3 separate regions of the Mus musculus genome follow, and all the other regions are linked to region 2. The links are chromatin loops, found by intact Hi-C in ENCODE. Cell type or tissue: left cerebral cortex. All regions are shown on one strand. Region 1 overlaps Usp43 (ubiquitin specific peptidase 43). Region 2 overlaps Dhrs7c (dehydrogenase/reductase (SDR family) member 7C). Region 3 holds the start of Cfap52 (cilia and flagella associated protein 52).

Evidence for each region. Peaks named below come from ENCODE experiments on the same cell type or tissue, not always from the same donor. Only the 100,000 strongest peaks of a DNase experiment are listed, where the experiment ranks them.
Region 1: a loop joins it to region 2, with 7 times the contacts of the local background. A loop is called at or near these places in 7 of 42 quality-filtered maps.
Region 3: a loop joins it to region 2, with 3 times the contacts of the local background. A loop is called at or near these places in 3 of 42 quality-filtered maps.

Annotation. Positions count from the first base shown.
Region 1 is chr11:67,884,538-67,892,537 of GRCm38, reverse strand. Usp43 (ubiquitin specific peptidase 43) reads left to right here. Exons shown (of 15, transcript NM_173754.4): 7 at 1,053-1,188; 8 at 4,677-4,788. Among named protein-coding and RNA genes, the nearest start is that of Usp43, 34 kb to the left of the region's middle. In left cerebral cortex, CTCF peaks have their summits at 805 and 6,402 (motif pointing right); DNase peaks (open chromatin) are centred at 3,805, 4,379, 4,456 and 6,003; H3K27ac peaks cover 1,297 bases.
Region 2 is chr11:67,815,356-67,823,355 of GRCm38, reverse strand. Dhrs7c (dehydrogenase/reductase (SDR family) member 7C) reads right to left here. Exons shown (of 7, transcript NM_001013013.2): 7 at 7,354-7,611. The coding sequence ends at 7,403. Gm40032 (a long non-coding RNA gene) reads left to right here. Exons shown (of 3, transcript XR_879959.2): 3 at 5,381-5,474. Among named protein-coding and RNA genes, the nearest start is that of Dhrs7c, 21 kb to the right of the region's middle. In left cerebral cortex, CTCF peaks have their summits at 2,975 (motif pointing left) and 3,673 (motif pointing left); DNase peaks (open chromatin) are centred at 1,609, 2,972 and 3,655.
Region 3 is chr11:67,959,555-67,967,554 of GRCm38, reverse strand. It overlaps Cfap52 (cilia and flagella associated protein 52), which reads left to right and starts at 1,913. Exons shown (of 14, transcript NM_027963.2): 1 at 1,913-2,033. The coding sequence starts at 1,964. Stx8 (syntaxin 8) reads right to left here and starts at 1,097. Exons shown (of 8, transcript NM_018768.3): 1 at 1,038-1,097. The coding sequence starts at 1,054. In left cerebral cortex, CTCF peaks have their summits at 3,253 (motif pointing right) and 4,467 (motif pointing right); DNase peaks (open chromatin) are centred at 1,118 and 1,896; H3K4me3 peaks cover 1,848 bases; H3K27ac peaks cover 803 bases.

The DNA.
Region 1 (8,000 bases), 69 kb before region 2:
GACAGGCAAAGAGCTTAAGAGATATTAATCTCTGGCAGGTAAAAGTGGTCTTTTTTCAAAAAAGCTAATTTTCATTGTGTATCAGTGTACATTTTAGCACAGTCAGCCAGTTTAGAAGGCCGTGTTTAAAGGCCCCATTGCAGCATGCAGCAGCCCCCACTTCCTTCCAGATTCCCCTTTTGGAGTTTGTTTCCTACACCCCCTGTACTCTGAACACATGAAATGAAAGGTTTCAGAAGTACCCATTGCTAATGTGTATCTCTGTTTTGTGGTACTCTGGATCAAAGTCAGAGACTTACACAGGCTCCTCAGGCAGTTGCTCCACCTATGCCCTAGGCCCACAACTGGTGGATATTAAATAACCTTGATGATGGTAACTTGTTCCCATTCTATTTTATTACGTTTCGTTACTATTCTCCCACTGTACCTAATTTACAAATGAAAGTTGATTCATCGTCGGCCGGATAGTAGGAAAAAGCATGGTATTGTAGGTTGGATGATGTGGATGGTGACATGTCACACCTCAGGTGAATCCTGTGCTCTGAGCCCATGTCCTTAGGTAGCCCAGTCAGTGAGCTGTGGGAAGCAGATGTATGATGTTGTCTGCGTTAACAGGAGAAAGGCAGGCCATGTGATCTGGAACAAACCCCAGATTGACCTTGACCGTCTTATAACCCAGGGAAATAAGTCTTCATTTCAAATTTAATCATGGGTAACGCATATTTTCCTTGAGGAAAAAAAAATCTGTATTTCAGAACTGATTAGAAGTAGAGGCCCTCTCTTCTGTCCCCAGTAGGGGATGCTCTAAGGTTCTCTTAGATGGAGACATAAAAACAACGCAGGTTATTTCAGGTTGCCTTTTAGATTGCTTTTGAAATCTTCTAATCAAACTCAGGCCCATCTTTTAAAATTATTGGCTGACTAAAACCACAAACTCCTATGTATATGAATTTTGTATGCCAGGTGCCAGGAGCCCCACCTTCTCCCCTCAAAGTCCCAGGTATCCTTCCCCCGGTGGTGACTTGATGCTCTGGTGTCATTCTCTTCTCCAGCCCATCCGTCTGGTCTGTCAGTGTCACCGCGCTTGCCAGTCCGTGACAGCCAGCGATTCTCTGGGCCTCTCCACAGCGAGAACAGGGTGGTCTTTCTCTTCTGTAACCTGGTGGGCTCAGGGCAGCAGGCGAGCAGGTATGTGAATCTCCTCCCTGTGTTCATGTGGTAAGTGGGATTTGTAGACCTGTGCTTGCCACCCGTCTCCCTCCCTCCCTCCCTCCCTCCCTCCCTCCCTCCCTCCCTCCCTCCTTCAATGCCCCCTTCCCTGCCTCCCTTCTCTTTCTTCATCTCATATAGCCCAGGTTGGCCTTAAATTCACTTTGTAACCAAGACTGCCTCAGGACTCCTGATCTTCCTGTCTCTTTCTCCCCAGTGCTGGGATTACACAGTAGACCACCCTACTGGGCTCTATACTTGGTTTCTATCTAGAATAATTCTAACTTAATAAAATAAGTATCTATTCCCATTGTTAATAAAGTAGAAGATGAGAGCAGAGTGCTTCTGAGCAAGAGGATTAGCTGTAATTGCCTCAAGCAGATGGCGACACCATCCTTAATTAAACACCAGAGGTTTCCCGTTAATTGCAGGAGCGGTTGTGACTGTCCGCACCACTACTACTTTATATCGACTCATGAAGGCTAGCAGCATCCATACAGTGCAGGAAAACTGGCTACAAGAGGGAAGTGAAGCATGGCTGTGCACACCTGTAATCTCAGTCAGTCTGGAGGCTGAGGCAGGAGGATTGTGAGGCCAGCCTCTGCTACGTAGCAAGTTACAGGTCAGCAGGAGCTACATGGTAGACAGGTCACTAGGGGGAAATAAAAGGGTGGAGGTAAAGGAAATAAAACCCAGCACTGTTTGTAGTTTGACAGTTTGTCCAGGAGACATGAGCTGGAACGTGATTCAAACTAATTAAAGAGTTCAGGAGAGTGACTGGGTTATATTATAAATAGTCAAAAACAGACAACCTTTTGATTATAGTCAGATTAAGTGTCTTAAAGGACATTGTGACTGTTTGGTTGACAGATATGACCCTGATTGATCCTTCTACAGTGTGTGCATGCATTGAAACATTGCAATGGACCCTGTAAATGTGTATATGGATCATGTGCCAGCTAAAATGCTAACAAGATGTTTAAAGGAGTCTGGGGCTGGAGAGGCGGCTCACGGTTAAGGGTCCTTGTGGCTTTTCGGGAGAACCTGCTTTGGCTCCTAATATCCCATGGTGGCTCACAACCATCTGTAACTCCAAGGAGATTCGTTTTGTCCTATGCTGACACTAGGCATGCATGTGATGCACAATCATGTATCTAGGCAAAAATATTCATACTCACAAAATAAAATAAACTTTAAAAGACAGAGAGAGAATTCTGGTGTGGCCCAGTGCTGTAGTGTGTGCTTAGTATGTACAAGGCTCAGCCTATATAACAATACAAAATAAAAACAGGAGAATTCCTCTGAGAGGTACTTAGATTGATAAAAACAGTTCCAAGAGGTATCTGGGATGGTAAGGTGGTAGGAATACCCAGGAATGTCAGGGGAGGGGGAAGGAGAGATGGTGACAACCACAATGCTGTTGCCGCTGATGTTTTTTTGAAATAGGATCTTACTCTGTAGCCCAGACTAGCCTTGAACTCCCTATGTAGCTCAGGCTGGCTCTAAATTCATAATCCTGCCTTAGCCTCCTACTTAGCTCCTAGAATCATAGGTGTATAGTGTGATATACAGCTCAATAAAAATTTAATTGTTAAAATATTATGATGTAGATAAAAGTATATGAAAATAATCTCAGAACCAAGTAGGCCAAAGTATCTTTAGGTATTTATTATATGATAAAATGAAATTTATTTCATAGTCTTGGGGATGGATGCTTTATCCAATAATTAAGGCTAAACAAATTGCTTTTTATTTTAAAACAATCTTTTCTTTTGCTGTAAATTTTTACATATAAATTCCCAATTAATTAACAAAGTAATCACAGAAAAGTTAACCATGAAAGCAGTGTAGGTGAGCACGCTGGCACTCCCCTGAGTGAGTCCCTTTCTCAACAAAGCAGACAAAACAGAAAGAAAACCAACATAGACTATTTATGTCTTTGAGTAGAAGAGGCTGTTTTTATAACACATAAAACAGGAGGCCACGAAAGAGAAGGCTTATGTTTCAAAAAAATTAACATTTTAAACTGAAACCAAATGTAAAAACTTTTTAGGAAAAGATTTATTTTATTATTTTTTTATGTGAGTAGTACACTGTAGCTGTACAGATGGTTGTGAGCCTTCATGTGGTTGTTGGCAATTGAATATTTAGGACCTCTGCTCACTCCGGTCAGCCCTGCTCGCTCAGTCCCTGCTTGCTCTGGCCCAAATATTTATTTATTATTATATATAAGTATACTGTATCTGACTCCAGATATACCAGAAGAGGGTATTAGGTCTCATTAGGGGTGTTTGTGAGCTACCATGTGGTTGCTGGGATCTGAACTCAGGACCTTCAGAAGAGCAGTCAGTGCTCTTATCCGCTGAGCCATCTTGCCAGTGACCCCCTCACCCCCAAATGTAAAAACTTAAAGGCAAAAGAAAATGAGGGAAAATATGTAGGTCTTGTAAGACTGAAGGATTCACCTTAGTTACAGAAAACCTAGCTCTTGCTCAGATGAGATAATACCTCTCATGGTAAGAGGAATCCACAGACGCACACACATGGGGTAAAAGATGCAGTGTCCTTGGCAGCGAGGAAAGTCTAACAGAAGTAGGGAGATTCTATTTTAGTTCTTCAGATTGCTAAGGAAATCTGCACTAGTCGTTCTGAGCAAGAACAAAGCAACTTACTTGTCAAGATGATAAAACAGAAAGCCGGCTCTTTATCCAGGGACCTGAGTAGAGAGATACTTGCTTCCCTGGTAAACTGCCACGGCTTTCTGTAGGACATTTGGGTGGCACTGGCTTTGCCTTTCTATTTATAGAACCTCCATCCTAGGAGGACAAGTGGTCCCACAGAGTGGAGGGTCTGTGTCTAAGACTATGTGTAGTTCCTGCCATAAGCAGCATTGTTCCAATAATAACCAACTGGAAGCAACTCAGAGTGCTGCACAGCACAGGACTAGGTTGATCAGCTGATCTGTCCATCAGGGGCTGCACAGGGCCCTTCCCTATCCAGATAGGGACCTTCATGTTTGTGCCTAGCTTTAGCAACATCGATTCAACAGTTTTGCATTATCGAGTCAGATCTTCTCACAGCGAGGGTGTCTGTGACAGAGCTGGGGTTCCTACGGACATCCTGTGCTCACTGACAAGTCTACAGCTGGACATTCAGTGGGTTGGGATGTGGAAAACTTGTCAGTAATGAGAATATTTCTGAGACAGGACACAGATAGTGTTGTCATCTAGATGCCCTGCTCTTGTTCCCACATCCCCTTCTTCCCTGTTCTCTGGAAGGAAGCTCATCTCTTAGAATAGTCTGCACTGCAGCTTGTGTGTAACATATATAAGCAACCAGCAACTCCATATTGTACTTGGCTCCTAACAATTTTCTAATCCACTGGAGAGGAACCAGAGCGAATCCTACATCCATGACTCTTGTTGGGTTTTCCTCTGCAGAAATGACTTATTTCCTTGGATTTCCAGGTTTGGACCACCGTTCTTGATTCGGGAAGATAGAACAATCTCCTGGGCCCAGCTTCAACAGTGTATTCTCAGCAAGGTTCGATGCCTCATGAGGAGTGAGGTCTCTGCACAGGTCTGTGTGCACGTGTGTGTGTGCATGTGTGTGTGTGTGCATGTGTGTGTGCATGCATGTGTTTGTGTGTATGTGTACTTGTGTGCAGTGTGTGCGTACTTATGTGGCACTTATGTGCAAACAGTTACTCTTTTGTGGCTTGTAGTGTTTTCACCTCTGATATTAGGAGACACCTTTCATAAGGACCAATGAAATAAAGAGTAACATTTGGGTTATTATTCTCAATTTCATGTCTTTATGGCTGGCCATTGTTTTCACTAGGGGCTGGCACATAGTAAATTGTAGTTTAGACATCTAGGTAAAAACTTGAAGATGCTTGATAAAATTTCCCTCTTTTGCTCCTCCCCTAACCTTCTCTCTTGAGACAAGGTCTTAACTTTGTAGTCCAGGCTGGCCTTGAACTTGTGACAGTCCTCCTGCCTCAACTTCCCCAAGTTCTGAGGTTACAGGCATGAGTTACTACCCCGGGCTTGAAACGGAATTTATTTTTTGTTTTTATTTTCTAAATTTGTTTGAAATGCATTTTTACTTATTCACTTATTGTGTGTGTTTCTGTGCATGTTCGTGCGTGATGCACACGTGGCGGTCAGAGCACTGCTTTGGGGAGTTGGTTCTCTTCTTCCACCATGTGAGTGTGGAAAGTATTTAACTCAGGTTGCCAGGCTTGGCAGCAAGAGCCTTTGCCCACTGAGCCATTGCTGCCAGCCCTTGAGATGTAATTTCTGTGGAAAATTGATGGATGATAATTTTGTTTTGAGAACCTGACTTTAAAAGCTCAGGGACAAAATGCCTTCTTGTCTTGTCCTGGAAAGGTTTTAAAGGAGGTTTAAAACTCTGACTTTCAGCAAGCATAAAACCATCGATTTACAGCTTCCGTGTCAAGAACTGCTCTGGCATGGATGGGGCTGGGATCTGTAAGGTTGCCTCAGTAGTCTCTCGGTTTAGAAACTGTTTAAAAAGAGCCTTTCAATGGGGTTATAGCAAACTGTTTTATAGAGATAATCTCTCACAATGGCTATTCCTACTCACAGACAGCCCTATACATTCGACTTAGGGTTCATACCAAAAAGCACCTTATTAAAACCTTCACTGCATTTGTCCGGACCTTTATGTCTAAAGGATTTGTTCACTGCACTGAGGAGCCTGAATTAGAAGTGAGCTTCCCCACAAGTAGGTCAGGCTCCTTAGTAACAGTGGCAGCTGTCCCCAGACTGTGTGCTACGGACTGTTAAAAGGGGATGAGACCACTTTCATGTGAGCGCTCATTTCCGCTGCCTCTTCCTTCCTCGGCTGCTCCTGTTCCTTTCCTTGTTGTGTGCATTTACTGCTTCTGTGTCCTTACAGTCTTTTAACATCAAGAACTAATCAGACCCCCAGTGCAGTTAGCGGGATTCCAATACAGGAAGCCGCAGCCTTTTTCTTGTTGGTGAATGTGATGCTGGGCATGTGCTCAGAATGGCTGCCAGGCTCTCAGGATAGCCCTCCTACTTAACTCATACTGGTTTTAAAAAGTTGGGGTGTTTTTGTTTGTTTGTTTTGTTTTGTTTTACTTTTTTATTTATGTATATGTGCCTCCTTACCGCTGTGTACACCACATGTGTGCACTACCTGAGGAGGCCAGAAGAGGGAGTCTGAGCCCCTGGAACTGGAGTTCCAGCCAGTTGTGAGCTGTCTCATGTAGGTGCTGGGAACAGACTGTGGTTCCTATGCAAGGGCAGCAAGCGTTCTTAATCACTGAACCACCTCACCAGCCCCCAGCTTTAATCCTTTTAATACTGTGTTAAAGATTGGCTCCACATGGCAGTCACTTGAAAAGAAAATCTCCAGAGTTCTCAAAACTGAGCTGAAGAGATTAAGCATCGTGAGCATACACTGAAGGTTCTAAGATGAATTGGCTTACCCTAGAATAGAGGACAGGAAAGGGTTTCTTATAAAAACGAGCCATTTGCTAGAGAGAATTAATTTGCATGAATTATGGAAAAAAGACATTACTGAAAGAACATTTTTTTTATGGTCACTATTTAAACTTGGGTGTGTGAGATCAGCACTATTTCTTTACGCAGGGTTGGCTGCCTCCATATAGATCTTGGGATCTGTGTTAAGGGTGACCTCTGTGTGCAAACAGCAAGGCTCAGTTAGGACTGACAAAGGAAACCTTTCTTTGTATGGTCAATCTGAACCAAAGCCTCTGAGGTTAGCAGGCTTCCAGCCATTGATTTGGTCTGGTCAAAACTATAGATTAGCCACACACTACATTTATCGTTGGTAGATACATGAGGTGTTTGGTCTTTTGACGGTAGTCCCTGAACTTCACTGTCTAGACCAGTTCTCAACTCTCCTAATGCTACAACCCTACGGGAACAAAGCCATCACAGCTCAGGTATGATGGGAGAGTTGGAGAACTAGGGTTTTGGAGTTCCTTTAGGGATGCCCCAATAACCTAAGCATCTCTCGTAAGACCCTACCTCCTAACAGGCTGCCGTATGGATCAAGTGTTCAATGAAAACAAACGCAGGGAGACAAATAATTAAATTTCATTAAAACAGAAGGACCTTATACATGGCTCTAGCTTTGTCTCTAGCTACTCCTTGCTTATGGAAGCTGCCACAGCCCCAGCAGCCCCCTCACAGTTGTCTCACCGTGGTTTGGACCTTTGATCTTCCAAAGCGCTGGACATTACTCTTTCCTGGAATTATAAAGCTTTCCTCCTTTTTTCTTGCCAGACGGAATCTGGCATATTTCTCATGCCTCTCGCCCAGGATTTTAAGTACAGATGTCTGCCGTCAACTTTAATTTAGAAGGAAATGTTATTTTATTTTTTTGATTGTAGCCAAGTTCTTGAGTGACAGCTTTAAAAACTCTATTTCTTCATTTGAATGCAGACTGCATTGATTTTTTTTTGGCAAAATACATAACTTAACCATTCATAAGTATATGTTAATTGGGTTTGCCATCCTGTATAATGATTACTGTACTCTCAATTTTTAAAATGATCCTCCCACAAAAACCCTGTATCCATTTCCATTTAACAGAATAACAGAATACCCTGTTCCATTCCTGCTAGCCCCTTAGACCTGTAGCATATGCCAGATTTTCCTCCACCCCCTAGCTCCCTCCTAGTGTGCATAGGATGGACCTCAGGGTCTTGCATGCGATAAAGCTCTCCCAAGCTTAGAAGTTCGGGCTGAAGGTAAAGGGTGATGAATTACTAC
Region 2 (8,000 bases):
GTCCTACCACCACAGTGTCCTGAATTTTCTGAAACCATGTGACAAAATAAATCTCTTAAAACACAGAGGAAGGCGGTTACCAAGAGACTACAGGGACTGTGTGAGAGAGCAAGAACGGGAAGCACCCTGGAAAGATTCCCCTCCAAGAATCCAGTGCTTTGTGTATCTTTCTTTTTCAGTAAATTTCCATTTTTTCCCATGAGTGAGTTTGAGCCAATTTTCTGCTATTATACCCCAGTATCTTTATTGACCCACCTTTGATGGTGCTGCCATCCAAAACATCTTTAGTCTTAGTTGGAGTTTCCTTGAAGGCAGAGCTTGGGACAAGGACCAGAAGTGGTGGCTATCAGGATGGTGGCCTGAAGCAAGCAGGCACCTGAGAGTGAGAGAGAAGTAAGAAAAGAAGCCAATCAGGAGCGCTATTAAACCGTGCTCAAACCTGTTGCAGACTCCATGAGAAACTATAGAGTAAGCCTCTGAGGTGTAAAAGGTTGGGGCCCTGCCCACAGATTCCTGGCTTGTCTCCCAGGGACATGAATACTTAGAGTTTTGGACCATACCTGCAATGGCAGAAAGAACTTCCTTGTTCTAGAGAGAGTCCCAGGCAGTAAAGTGGGTACTGGCAAGGTGAGAGGGAATGCAGTTGGCATGTGTGAGAGCCTCAACTGCATCAAACGTTCCCCTTTATCTGGAGAGATGGCTGCTCTTCCAGAGGTCCCTGGTACATTCCCAGCACCCAGATGGCAGCTCAAAATTGTCTATAACTCCAGTTCCAGGAGCTCCAATGTCCCTTCTGGTCTCTGTGGACACTAAGCACGCTCATGGTGCACAGACATATATGCAGGTAAAACACCCCAACACATAAAATAAAATAGTTTTTAAAAGTAAAAAGATAACTTTTAGAAAGGCCTCCTTTATGTCTATAGATCACTGGCTAGTCAAAGAGACTCTCAGCCATAGCTTCCTAAGGGACATTCCTTACCTTTGCACCCCATGGCTTCCCAAGTACTATTGTAGACACACTGGGAAAAGGATGGCTGGCCTGATACTGCAACTAGAAGTCTCAACCACTTCTAGCATATATTATTGCTCTTGGAACTTGAATGATCCATCTGGTCATCTCCATTCAGCAGGCTTTTCAATTGATCAGCTACACAACTTTGCCTAAGCTACCTACCCTCCTTGATGATATATATGTACATACACATAGTGTGTGTATGTGTGTTTCTTGTAACAATAGAACCAATAGGTGATTTGGAGACTTGAGAACGTTGCATGAGGTGATGAAGATTCAAGTCGGGCAGGAAATGAATCTTTAATCTTTCCTATGTGCTCGTTCTTTGGCTCCTCTAGGGAACAACACATGTATAAAAAAGAATTGCTGTGTCTGGAAGGCGAAAGCTATCCATTTCTTTAGGAAAGCATCGTAGTTATAGGGCATGTGTCTTCAAAGCATAAGAGGGTGGGGCACTGCCTGCCAATCTGCCCCCCTGTTGGCAGAGGGATTCCTCCAGGCACGTAGCCTCTCTTGCAATTCTGGCTGCAAAGGCTGAAGAGATACAACAACGGTGTGAGGCTGGCGAAGTGAGTTTGAATGCTCTTGGCATGCATGCGAGCCATCTGCCATTGCTGAAGCTGAGAGTGTGGCTAGTGTAGGAGATGGCTTGCTCTGGGGGAAGGATGCTACACTGCTCTGTTCCTGTTTAGACAGTGCTGTCCCGTAACTCCTGGCCTACAGATGGCATGTGGACCAGGCTTAAGCCATTAGCCATCAGATGGCTGACCAACCCTACTTCTAAGCAGATAGGACATAATAGCCCTGGTGCCACTGCTGTCCTCTTATCCCAACAACGGGACGAGGGTGGCAATGAAGCATGCCACCTGGGTGATAGTGGGGTAGAGGGATATTTGATACACTAAATCTAAATGCTTAAAATAAAACTTTCCTAAAAAAATATTTATTTATTTTATGTACATGAGTAAATTGTAGCTGTCTTCAGACACACCAGAAGAGGGTATCAGATCCCGTTACAGATGGTTGTGAGCCACCATGTAGTTTCTAGGAATTGAACTTAGGACCTCTGGAACAACAGCCAGTGCTCTTAAACACTGAGCCATCTCTCCAGCCCCAAAACAAAACTTTTGAGTTACTTGAGGAAATAAATGTCTAGGTTGGGTTCTTGCTGCCTGTCATGTCCCTCCCTCTGCCCAAGTCACAATTGACTTCCTAAGCATTCACACAGTTGTCTCAGCATGCAGAATGACAGTGACTGCAAGAAGCCATGGACAACCAGGATGGCCCAAGGTCTACTCAGATTGGCTCATGGTATATCTTCAACAACCTTTGATTCACTCCTGTGAGAGATCCTGAGTTAAAGACCATCTTGACTGTAGTCCCAGGCAGAGCTGGCAGTGGGCAGCCTTGACTGGGCATTATACACTTTGCTGGTGCTGACGTCCTGGGAGCCCCTCCTCCTATGCAGATCTGGCTCACCATGCTGTGGGGACAGAGAGGAGACTGCTGGTGCTCTGCTCACTCTCCCCTTCTGGGACCCTAGCCCATGGAATGGTGCTACTCATATTCAGGGTGGGTCTTCCCTAGAGTCTCTAGAGACATCCTCATAGACATTGCCAGAGGTCTGTTTCTGAGGCAATGAGGTAACCTAGGAAATTATAAGGCAGAAACTAGTCAAGCAGTGTGGCTAGAGTTAACAGAAACCGGCAAGGGGCTATGAAACACCCTTGGGGTTAACAACAGCAAGACCCGTTAACCTCCCTGAACTCCAGGGATGAGGGGAGGAGTTGTCTAGCCATAGTATAGCCTAAGGGTACATCTGCTGCCCACCTGTCCAGGCAACCACAGCAACCCGATGGAAGTCTGAGGAAGTTAAGAGCCCTGGCCTCATTTTCTCCTGCCAGGCAATCTCCAGAGGCAGAGCCCCATCAATAGTCAATAGCCAGGGGAGCCCACTGCTGCCATCTCCTGGGGACACTGAGATGCAGCCAACAAAGGATCTGGTAAGGCAAATAGCGACTGTTTGAGCCTGGCCATCGTGAATTTGTGAGGTCCCCTCACAGCCCTGTCCTGGAGCAGGAACCTGGGGGTTTAGGTGGTGCCTCAGTGAGGGTTCTAATCTTCCCAGGGAAGGGCACATGTGCTAAAAATGGTTGGGAATTGTGATAGATTTATCTGTTTCTTTATGCTTTTCTACTTAGTCCACTTTAAAAGATTTTTTTTCTTTTCAATTTTGGGGCAGGAAGCAAAGACAAGAAACTAATCACCTTTGTCTTTCACAGCATGGAGCTGAGAGGTGTTTTAATCTCTTCTGCGTCTTAGAATAACCAGTCTGGGATCTGGGACAGCTACTGCTACCTAGGTCCTTTATACCATCCAGTCACTCTGTGTCCTCGGGGTTAAGTCACTCCAGGCCACCCTCGTTTTCCCCTGAGCAGCACAGCAGCAGCAGCAGCAGCAGGCAGCAGAGCATGGACACCCTCACTTTTCCCATCTGTGACACGGAATGCAAGTCTTTCCAGGGAGCCTAGCAGAGAGGAGACCTTCATGGGATCCTTCTTACGATTGTACAAGACATTGTGAATACGGTGCATGGACTCTTGCTGCTTTGTGGAATTTCTAGGAAGGTGTTGGCAAAATGTGTTTGGAGCAACAGTGCCACTTGGTGGTCACCACTCTTATTGCATAGCATATCTGTTTCCACCCCCCCCTCTTTGTTTCTACCTTGTTAACATTTCATTTATTTGTTTCATTCTGTGTATCAATATAAAGGTTGGAGACTTTCATTTACTATGCTAGTGAGATGCCCCACCATGGCAGGGTGGCAGAGTGACATCCCAGAGCCACACGTTGCATCCTGAGGGAGACGGCAAATTTGACTTATGGGTTGCTTGGGATATCCACCTATCATTTCTATTAGGTCCACCCCCCCCCCCAAGGCTCTGGGATCCCTCAATTTAAGAAAACCCTTGGCCAGCTAGCAGGGGATGGTAGAGCAAACTCACATACACAGAAGGGTCCTTTTTCCTTAGAGCTGATCTCCCTGGCTTGTTTTAGTGGAATCCTAGTGGCCTTTCCCTACTCCAGAGTCCTTGCTTTGCCAGAATGCAACCCTCAGTGACCACATGCATGCTTCTAGTGACAGCCTTTCCTTCCTCAGTCACCCAAAGGCTGGGCCTTTGTCCCCATTACAGCAGGTCCTAGTTGACTCCTCACTCAGGCTTGCAAGATAACAAAAGCAGGACAGACACCTGGCATCTATGCCTTGCTTTCACATCCATCTCCTTTGTTTGAAAACTTCGGGTCAGACTTCGGGTTAACTCAGTGTGCAGGCATGTCAGTCCCTCAAGGAATGTCCATATAAAAACTGGTGACACCTAACCAGTCTCACCCCTCTTCAAGACAGAAGGCACAGATGTTAGTTTACCCAGCAGTCAGCTCTCATAATGTCCTATTCCAGACCCTAAATGGTATTCACAGGTCTCTCTCAACATTGGCCAAACTTGCAAGTCACCATGGATCACAGGAAGAGTAGAGCCTTATGGGTAAGACACCTTATCATGAGATTACCCTCAAGCAGGAACTTTATGGGAGCTGGCATGTCCCCTTAAGCAAGAAAGGCTTCTTTCACCCGCCCCCCCCCCCAGAAACAGAACAGATACAATGATCAACCAGACACACCTAGCCAGGACTCTTTAGTTATGCAAACCTCTGCCCTTCTGCTTCACTCACCCTCAGTTTAAATCTAAAGCGCACATCGATATCCTAAAGCTAGATGGATGTGGGTTTACCAACCATTGTTCTGTTCTTCATACCACAACCACCTTGTAGTACCTCCTTTCTCCGTCCTTCACTGCTCCTCACTTTGATTCGATTTGATCAGGTGACAGCATCGTCTGTTGGGACTCTCTTGCCATAATAACACACTGTTGGCCTGGAGTTTACAAAGCAGAGCCTGTAAGGGAACAGGTAGGGACTCTGGCCAAGCTCTGAATAGGCCCCGAGGCTCTGTCTCTGTCTCTGTCTCTGTCTCTGTCTCTGTCTCTATCTCTGTCTCTGATCCTCCCTGTCCTCATGCTGCCACACTCATATTCTGACTGCCACTGCTGTGGCCTCTCCCCAACCTCCCACAGTGCTTTTGACAATCAAACCCACAAAAATAAAGTTAACTTGCTGATACGTTCCTAAATTCAAACCCCACATTATCCCTTCTGTGAGGCTGGAGGACTTGACCATCCCAGGTTTTGGGACTCCTGGGTGATCACAAAAGGTTAGATAGCTTATTGCTTTTTAAAGACCTATTTTAATTTTATTTTATTATGTGGCTATTCCTGTCTGCATGTTGGTATGTGTATGTGAGTGCAGGTGCCTGTAGAGCCAGAGGAGTCAGACCCTACAGAGCTGGAGTTACAGGCTCTTGTGAGCTGCCCAGCATGAGTCCTGGGAATCAAGTCCTTTGCAAGAGTGGTAAGCATTCTTGACTCTCTCTCTCTATCCCACATTTTTTACTTTTTAAAAGATTTATTTTATTTTCTGTGTATGAGTGAGTCTTAGTCAGGGTTTCTATTCCTGGACAAAACATCATGACCAAGAAGCGAGTTGGGGAGGAAAGGGTTTCTTTCGGCTTACACTTCCATACTGCTGTTCATCACCAAGGAAGTCAGGACTAGAACTCAAGCAGGTCAGGAAGCAGGAGATGATGCAGAGGCCATGGAGGGATGTTCTTTACTGGCTTGCTTCCCCTGGCTTGCTCAGCTTGCTTTCTTATAGAACCCAAGACTACCAGCCCAGAGATGGTCCCACCCACAAGGGGCCCTCCCCCCTTGATCACTAATTGAGAAAATGCCCCACAGCTGGATCTCACGGAGGCATTTCCCCAACTGAAGCTCCTTTCTCTGTGATAACTCCAGCCAGTGTCAAGTTGACATACAAAACCAGCCAGTACAGGGTGTTTTGCCTGTGTACATGTATGTATACTTTCTGGTGCCTGTAGAAGACCAATGAGTTTATTGGGTCCCCTGGAACTGGAGTTGTGGATGGTTGTGAGTGTTGGGAATTGAACTCCAGTCCTCTGGAAGAACAGCCAGTGCTCTTAGTCCCTGAGCCATCTCCTTAGCCCTTGATTTTACTTTTCAGTGACAATTTACATACATGTATGTATACAGATGTCTATATGCTAATTTTGTAAGTGACAGGTTTGGGAATATAGCATCGTGGTCTTTTATCTATAAACATTAGAAAGCTTGAATCTGTGGTTACAATATTAGTACAAAACCATGTGCCCATATTTCCCAAGAGTCTAAGAATCATTTACCGTCTCTATAAGCAAAGCGAGGGTGATACTTTAGAAGATGCCTAGGATTGAGGATCTTAGCAGCCACAGAGGATCGAAGAAACTGGCCGTTTGTGCCTGCATCCCAACTGGGGAAGGGCTGAACTGTGCTTCCAATGAAGGGTGTTGTTAGTTAATCTTAATAAGAAGTACATTATAATTAGCATTATGTATAACATAAACATATTATTATATATGTGTTCACAATATATGTACATATATGTGTAATGCGTATATATAATATATTATATCATATAATATACCATATTGAATACTAACATCAATAATTATATTAACATTAATCATTATTATGGGCATAATTTAGCTTTATATATTTATGTGTTATGTGATATATTTATGTAACATATAAAATGTTAACATGATTGGCAATAATAGTCAGTATATGACCGTTTCTATAATATGCTTAAATAATATTAATGTCTAAATTATTCTTGATTAAAATTTAAAATTCAATTTCTTTTTTTTTTTTTTTCCATTTTTTATTAGGTATTTAGCTCATTTACATTTCCAATGCTATACCAAAAGTCCCCCTTACCCACCCACCCCCATAAAATTCAATTTCTAACACATGACTGGTGCCTGCTCTATTGGCTGGTACAGTTCAAAGGTTATTTCCATCTTATAGGAAGTTAGACTGAGAAATGCAGCCCTAAAGTTTGCCCAGTGCCCTCTGGCTGTTGGAGGCTGACTTGGCCTATCCCTCTGTAAGCAATGGGGTGGTTTTCTGGGCAGACCAGAGGCCGTGGCATGCTTAGATAATGTGAGGGCTTGATGTATTATGGCTTCTGCACACTTGATCACTTGTCATCCAACAATGCAGAGAAGATTCTGGAAGCACGCTTCACACTCCCTCCCCACCCTCACCCCTCAACTCTGGGGTGGGTCCTCCACCCTCAGTGGGAGGTTCAGAGCAGGAGATCTAGCAGGTTAGGGCCTATGACTTAAAAGGGATCTCACTGGAGGGAGAGGACAGACGAGCCAGCACTCTCTAGGAAAGCCTTTATTCCCCTTGAGTGACCCCTTTGGCCACGAGGTTAACCCTCTTCTGGGACATTGAGCTTCTCCTTCACCCCACAGGCCACCACAGCGAAGAAGAACTCAGGGAAGAAGGTGCGGATGAACACGGCAGCCTTGGGGACCGGGTTGGCCATGAACACCTCTTGCTTCTTCCTCCGTACTGTGCGCATCACTTCCTCAGCCACCTCCACCGGGTGCACGCCATAGGCTAGCTTCCTGCAGAAGACTGGAAACACAGGCCATGACGTTCAAATCCCCTGACTACAAAGACGCTTGCATGCATATTTAGCATTAGGTGAACCAACAGTCTGCCAACCTCTGGTCTCAACCCTGGGGGTGACACTTCACCCCGCAACTGTTGCTGCTTGGTCTGCTGCCTCCTTTACTCCTCGGTACCTTCACAGTGACAGGGATGGGGACAGGGTAGGGCAACAAGGAAGCAAAGGAAGGCCTGTCATTTGTGCTGGCGAAGCTGCGCTTGCCCAGACCCGCTGGCATTCCTTGCTCTGTCCTCCAGCCCAGTTATTTTGGTGTCTTAATGCAGACCTCAAGCTTTGGGTAAGGAGCAGCCTCGTTCATTAGAGTACTCTAGAATAATTAGCCTTCTCTGTGGGC
Region 3 (8,000 bases), 140 kb before region 2:
GAGGGATAGGGGTGCTTTTTACTCCCTTCAGATACTCAGCAGTCTCTCAATTTTCTACCAGGGGTGTATACAATAGTTAAAACTTTAGGACAAAATTCAGCACTTGGCTGGGCTTGGTAGCAGAGCCACCATTTTGGAGACTGAAGCAAAAGGGTCAGGGATTCAAGATCAACTTGGGCTCCCCGAGACACTGAAAAACAAACCAACAACAAACAATTCAGCAACTGGCCCAAATAGCCTAGATCCCAGATAACTCTAATTCTGACCTTGGGATCCACTCTCTTAATATTCAAATTTATCTGCCATCAAACAACTACAAATTGTACCGGAAACACCACCATAAGGCATATTCTCCAACACAAACTTTATAGGAATGCAGTGTTATAAATTATTCATCAGGAAGGTCAGGACTTTATAGCAATTTGTTCCTTGTACAAAGATGTTTTTCATCATTCTCTCCTTGGGGTCTCTTTGCTGAATAAATGGACCTTATCAGGCACTTCCTACTTCGTGCTGACATAAGTCTTCATGCTACTGATGCAGGAAAAGTGCAAAATTTCCCCTCCCAATGTCCTACAAGTTTTCTGTGAAAAGCCCATAGCACCCGTGCCCAACTAGCTACTAACTGGTGACCATGGAGTGTGAACTTCAGTTTATAACCTTTCTGGGGATTACTGGGTGAAGGGATACCCCACCAAAAGGTTATTTTGACCTCACTTTTACAGGAGCCTGGGGAAGTCTATGCATGCAGTCAGCCACAAGCATGATGGGCAAGAAGCCCCAGAAAAGGGGGGCAAATATTCGATTGCTCAAGTCCCAGCTCCCCCAGGTCATAGCCTACCCTAGGACCACAGAGTTAGCACCGAGTAGGCAGTACGTGGCTGAGTCCCCTCAACAGGGGGAGGATTCTCGCTGATCTTCATCCCTAAGGCCGCCAGCCTCAAGCTCAAAGATGGGCAGGGTCTCTGCCAGTCCCTGGAAGCCAGTTCCACCCCCAAGTTAATCCCCATACTCTGCTGCCATCACCGGCAACTCACCAGGGGTCCGGGGCCATGGTGCAGTCTCCGCCCGCAGCTGGGACACTTCCTGCTCGTAGCAGCTGACTACGGCGGCCCGTGCGGCTCATTCCCCGCAGTTCGGAGAGTGCGCGACCCGAGCCCAGAGTTTGCAAAGTGAAACCTGTTTTAATTGACCTCAGAACGACGTCCCCGCTACCCAGAGCGCACCCCTAAGGGAGTGGGTAGCAAGAATCTATTTTTGTTAATTCACATGAATTGCTGGACGCAAGAAAAATAGTTAAATTGTTGAGCAGAATCAAAACATTTTCCCAGGGAATGGAAACGCGTCAACCCCGGCTCTCTGTATTTTTCTTCTTAATTCAAAACAGCAAGACAAGCTGGGTGTGATAACTCAAGCCTGGAATTCCAGCACTTGGATGGCTGAGGCAGGAAATATACATACAGGCAACATATGTACCATACATGCATGAATACATACATACATACATACATACATAAAAATAGTTGCATACTGTACTAAAACGTTTTTAGTGATTTTTTTAAATTTTTCTTTTAAAAAGAAGTATCAATGCCATGTTTTTTATAGCAACCTATTCATCATAGGCAATTCTCTGTGCTCAATTATTCTGTGTTCAATTATTTTTAATAATCATCACGAGGGGCTTAATTGTATAGTTTTTAAAAAGTCACAGACCTGTACACGGGAGAGGAGGAAATTTACCTTGTGCACTTAGCGTCAACCTACCACCTACATTTCCAGAATGGATAAAATACATACTAAGGAAGTCCTCCCAACATTTGCAAGAGGGGAAATCAACTCAAACACAGTGGGCTGGGTTTCTGCTCCTGCATGAACCTAGCACGCATGCGTGCGCCAGTTACCATGACGACCAGGAGACGCTGCACCCTGGAGTTGAAGAATCAATGAGCTGAAACTCTCCAGGATGGAAGAACAAGTTTTACCCGAGCTGGATGTAGCAGAACTGGAGCTTCAGGCTGTGATCGGCTTCAATGGTGAGACCTTGAGCAACCATGATTTGATGCCTCAGGGACAGTGAGACGCTGACCTGGTAGCGCCTGAGAGGCAGTGGGAATAGCGGCAAGAGTGTGGCCAGGCACCACCCGCCCCAGGATGGTGGCAGATCTGGGCCTCATTCCTGAGCCTCAGGAACTGGCATGGGTGTAAGAGCTCAGATAAAGCTCCTCCAGAGACCAAATGAGCCTAACTCGGTAGGAGTATGAATAAGGGTCTTTCCCAAAGTAAGAACTCAAAGGTTTAAGACCAGGATAGAAGGGAAGTAGGACATTAAGGGAGAAACCTTTTTAATTCTGGAGGGGCCTTCTTGTGGTGCTCACACTTTATTTGTGACTGTCGTGGTAAATATTGAGAGAGAAATGCTGTGATTGGGGGTCGTGTTTGGCGTGTAGCGAAAAGGCAAGGAGTTAAATTTTAGGGGGAAAATTGATTTTTTAAAACGAATGTAGTGCCTGAAAGCTTTACCGTTGAAAGGATGCGGTGCGGAACGATTACAGAGTAAATAAAGGTTTAAGCGCTCCTGGCATTAACTCTTGAGTCTTCGTTGCTCTGTGCTGCTTTAATTGAAAGCCAGCGTTTTCTGTATCTGAGCCAACACTGTCTGTAGAGATGGACAAATATTACCGATAAGAAGTGATCCCTGGAGAACTGCAAAAAAATATTCTGGTGAGCCGGTCAGTGCAAAGACACACAAGATCTGTGATTGATTTTTTTTTAAGTAATTTACTTTATGTGCATTAGTATTTTGCCCTGCCATATGGATGCTGAGATTGAACCCTGGTCCTTCGGAGGAACAGCCCATGCTCTTAACCACGGAGGCATCTCTCTAGCCTGTAACTGAATTTTTGCTAACACAGTAAGGAAAGAATCTTAAAGTGTATCAAAGTTTGGGAAAAGGGTTGCTTAAAAAAAAAAACAAACAAACAAAAAAACCTGCGTGGGTGTTTTGCTCAGAGCGCATATCTGTGAACCAGTGCCCAAGGAGGCCGGAAAAGAGCATCAGATCCCCCAGGACTAGAGTTACAGACAGACGTGAGTCCCATGTGAGTGCTAGGAATGAAAGCTGGGTCCATTGGGAAAGAAGCCAGGGTTCTTAACTGCTGAGCCAACTCTCGGGCTCCTTGTTTTATTTTTAATTATGTGTATGGGGTGGAGGAATGGACATGTAAGTGCAGGTGCTCGTGAAGACCAGGAGAGGGCGCCAGATCTGGTGGCAGTGAAGTTACAGGTGGTATGTCCTAGGAAGTGAGGTCAGGTCCTCTGCAAGAGTTGTGTACACTCTTGCCTAGACTTCTCCCGAGCCCGTGGGAAAAAGTTATTTATTGAAAGAAGCCAAGAAAAGACTGATTTTTTTTATTGTGAAAAGACTCTTTTTGAATTTAAATAGTCTTTAACCAGAGGCTAAGGATTGGGGTGCAGATCATTGCAAATGGCCAGAAAAGGGGGGGGGCTGAGAAATGGAGAGTGAAGATCCAGGAAGGGGGAGGAGGCGGGGGCGGGGACTAGACTTTGAGGTCAGAGTTTAGAGTTCACATGAAATTAATCATATGCTAGGCCAACCTAATCTACATACTGAGTACTGAGTTCTAGGATGGCCAAAGCAAAAAAAAAAAAAAAAAAAAAAAAAAAAAAAAAAAAAAAAAGTTGAGAAGTTGAATGCAAAATTAGAACTCATAGTAACAGTTGTGTTATTAAACTTGAATTTGAAAACGGTGATGCATATATGTAACTGTACCAGGTATTGTACTCTGATGTGAGCTTATCAAGTAAACAAACAGAATATAATTGTGTCAGATATGGAAACATCAGGCTGTTGCTATTGAGAGTCTGGTCACATTCAACCGATTTTTCCATTATATCTAGAGCTCTTATAAGTTAAAAAAGCAACAACAACAGATCGGTCAGGGATCTGCAGGCCAGATTGGTCCCACTGTGTGTTTTGTAAATAAAGTTCCATTGGAATTCAGCCATGTCCTTTGTATTGGTGCAGTCTATGGCTATTTTCACACTACACTAGCAGAGATGACTGACTGCAACACCGGCCGTATGGCTCAGAGTCTAAAATAAACCATATGGTTTGTTTTTCTGGCTCTGTAGAAAGAGCTAAGCTCCTGAAAAACATAATGGCAATAATAACAATGTTAGTAATCATAAATATAAATGTCTATCCGTTAAAAGCCTAAAAGTGTTATTAAAACAGTGACATCACTTTTTATTTCTCAAATAAGCAAAGGCCATATATATATATATATACATATTTATATATATATATATATATATAAACATAAGAAGATAAAAGTAAGGCATTTTCTTTTTTTAAAAGACTTATTTATTTTTTATTTATTATTTATTTATTATTATTATTATATGTAAGTACACTGTAGCTATCTTCAGATGAACCAGAAGAGGGCATCAGATCTCAGTACGGGTGAGCCACCATGTGGTTGCTGGGAACTGAATTTAGGACCTTTGGAAGAGCAGTCAGCGCTCTTAACTGCTGAGCCACCTCACCAGCCTGAAAATAAGGCATTTTTCATCTGCAATTTCTAGAAGAATCAATTACACCACCTTTAGGAAAGAGTGTTGGCTTCATCAATAAAGTGGTTATGGTGCCACCATGAAGACCCTGAGTTTGGGTCTTCGGCAGTCATGTGAAAAGCTGGGCATGGTGGCATGTAACCCCAGGACTGGAGGGCCTGGGAAGGAGACAGGCAGAACCCCAGAATCAGCCTAACCAACCATTATGTCTGAGAGGCCTTATCTCAAAATATAAGGTGAAGGGCCATAGAAAAAAAATCCAACATTATCCTCAGGCCTACACAACACACACACACACACACACACACATGCACACGTGCACACACATACCACTTCTCCTCTTGAGGGAGTGAAGCACTGTTGCACTGTGAGTCTCCCAGGCATCAGGATCATGGAAGCCTGGGTCCTGTGTCACGTGGCCTGGCTTTCTCATTACCACTGCCCACTTTTCAAGTAGATTTTCTACACTTCCTATCAATGCTGTGTTCCTTTCTTGAACTTATTTGTCTGCTATATTGAGCCAGAGTTGACTCTTTTTGTTTGCAGCTAAGAATCTTAACTATAACTAAAGACATGCACACCTGTCTAAGACACTTTTCTATTGCTGTGAAGAGATACCGTGAACAAGGCAACTTATATAAGAATGCATTTAACTGGGGACTTGCTTACAGTGTCAGAGGGTGAGCCCTGAAGCTGAAAATGTGTATCTTATCCACAGGCAGTAGTGAGAGAGAGAGAGAGAGAGAGAGAGAGAGAGAGAGAGAGAGAGAGAGAGAAGAGGCTGTTCCTGGTGTGGGCTTTTGAACCTCACTACCAACCTGTAGTGACACATCTTCAACAAGGCCAACCTCCTAAATGTTCTCACACTGTCCCACTAACTAGGGACCAAGCAGTCAAACTTACGAGCCTGTGCAGGCTATTCCCATCCAAAGGACCACATTCCACTCTTTAGCCCCAATAGGCTTGGCAGCCATATCATAATGTAGATGCATCTCATGGAACTGCCAAAGTCCCCCTAGTCGTTCACAGTCTCAATACTGTTTAAAAGTCCGAAGTCTCTTCTGGGTCTCGAGGCAATCTCCTAACTGTAACTCCCAGCAAAATCAAAAGCCAATTGCATACACCAACATATGATAACACAGAATATAAATTTCCATTCCAAAACGGAGCAAAGAGTGGCATGGTGAGGAAAAAAAAACAAAGGGAGACCAAAAACCAGGAGGGCAAACCCCAATTTCTGCACACCTATATTTGCTGTCAAAGGACTCAATGGTTCCTAACCTTCCTGATGCTGTGACCCTTTAATACAGTTCTTCCCATTGCAGGGACCTCCAACCATAAAATTGTTTTGTTGCTACTTTATAATTTTTCTACTGTTATGAATTATAATGTAAATATCTGTGTTTTCCCATGTTCTTAAGTGACCCTGTGAAAGGGTCATTTGACACACCTCCCCCCAAGGTGTCTCAAGCCATAGGTTGAGAACCGCTGGCTTAGATGGCTTTTAGGATCTCCAACTCCTTCCAGCTTTGTTGACGCAACAGGATTCTCTCTCTTAAGACTCTGTCCACACCCCGTTTACAGCTCTCCTCAGTAGACAAACCATGGCTCTGGACTCTCTAACATCTTGGGGTCTCCAATGCAATCCAGGCGTCACTTTCACAGCTAGCCTCACACTGTGGCCCCTCCAGGCCACCAGGTAAGGGCACCCCTGCCACATCCCAAGCCTCAGGGGGATTTCCTTGACTGCCAGAAGATTCCAAAACCCTTTACTTCTGTATTCATCCCAACAAAGCCAGAACCAGGTGGCTAAAGCTGTTAGAAAACTGATTCCCTTCTTGCATCCATTTGCATAAGCCTTGACTTGTTGATGCTTTCCTTATGGCAAATTTCAAGATTAGCTGGGTAAGGCTTTACCTGAGGGTCTTACTCCCTCTCTTCCTTATATCATCCTGCATGAGACTTGACTCCAACATTACTCTCCCTGGTGCTCTTTCTCTCCTCAAATGTACATCTTATATTTCTTTCTGTCCCACTTTCTCCTTTTCATTAGGGATCTAAGAGTGGCCACATGACACGGTCAGTCCTAAATTGTCTTGCAATCTCCTCTGTCCGTTAACATTAAGGCAAAAAATCGTGAATTTAGCCTCGGGAAGATTCTTAGGACAAGGGCAAAAATGAAGCAATGTCCTTTTGCCAAAATATCACAAAAATAGTCTCTAGTCCATTCGCTGACACTACTCACCTCTGAAGCCTCCTGAGCTGGGCCTCCATGGTCCACACTGCACTCAGCACTACTGTCTTCCATGCTCCTCCTAGGATGGCCCATTCAGCCTACTTAGAGCAATTCATCCTCTGCCCTAAGTCAAAGTCCCCAAATCCACATTCCACTAACAAGAAGCAGGAACAGGCCTGCTACAGCAATGTCATACTCTCTGATACTAACTTCTGCCTTAGATTCTAGTGCCATGAAGAGACACCATTGCTAAGTTATTTCTCTGCTGGCAAAATGAGCCACTTCAAGCCAGATTAGAATATATTAAAGGCAGGTTTATTGGGAAGCTGCTCTTGGGCAAGTTCACTGGCCCTCAAGGATTGAGGCCAGGGGAGTCACCGTGGGGAGGGTGAGAAGGGAAAGAAAGAGAGAAAGGTTGCTCACAGAGAGAGGGAAGGAGAAGGGGAAGCAAGAGAGGGAAGATCAAAATGTCTGGATTATAGGGAGAGGAGCCTCTGGGGGATGAACAGCCCAACCCCTAGGCTGGAAAGCTCAAGGTTGGGGGCAGGGTATGCCAGCCAGCCAGGGACTGAAGGATGCTGGGAGAACCTGGAAGCCAGGTCTGCTTTGATATATAAAATATGCACCTCAGTCCCAAGGCCCCAGTCCAAAACCAAACAACCTTGACCAAGGCAACTTATAAAAGAAAGCATTTATTTAACTGGCATAGCTTCAGAAGGTGAGTCCATGACCAGCATGGTGGGAACAATGGCAGGAGGCAGGCTGGCATGACAATTTTGCAGTAGCTGAGGGCTTCTATCTTATCCACAGGCAGTAGGCAGAGAGAGAAAGAGACTGTGCCTGGCGTTAGATTTGGAAACCTTGAACCCCACCCAGTAACATCCCACCCCTGCCCTCATCGAGGCCACACCTTCTGATCCTTCCTAAACAGTTCCACCAACTGGGAACCAAGCACTCAAATCTGAGCCTATGGGAGTCATTTTTTTGTTTGTTTTTCAAGACAGGGTTTCTCTGTGTAGCCCTGGCTGTCCTGGAACTCACTCTGTAGACCAGGGTGGCCTCGAACTCAGAAATCCACCTGCCTCTGCCTCCCAAGTGCTGGGATTACAGGTGTGTGCCACCACTGCCCGGCTTATGGGAGTCATTCTAAACCAAACCACCACACACCAGA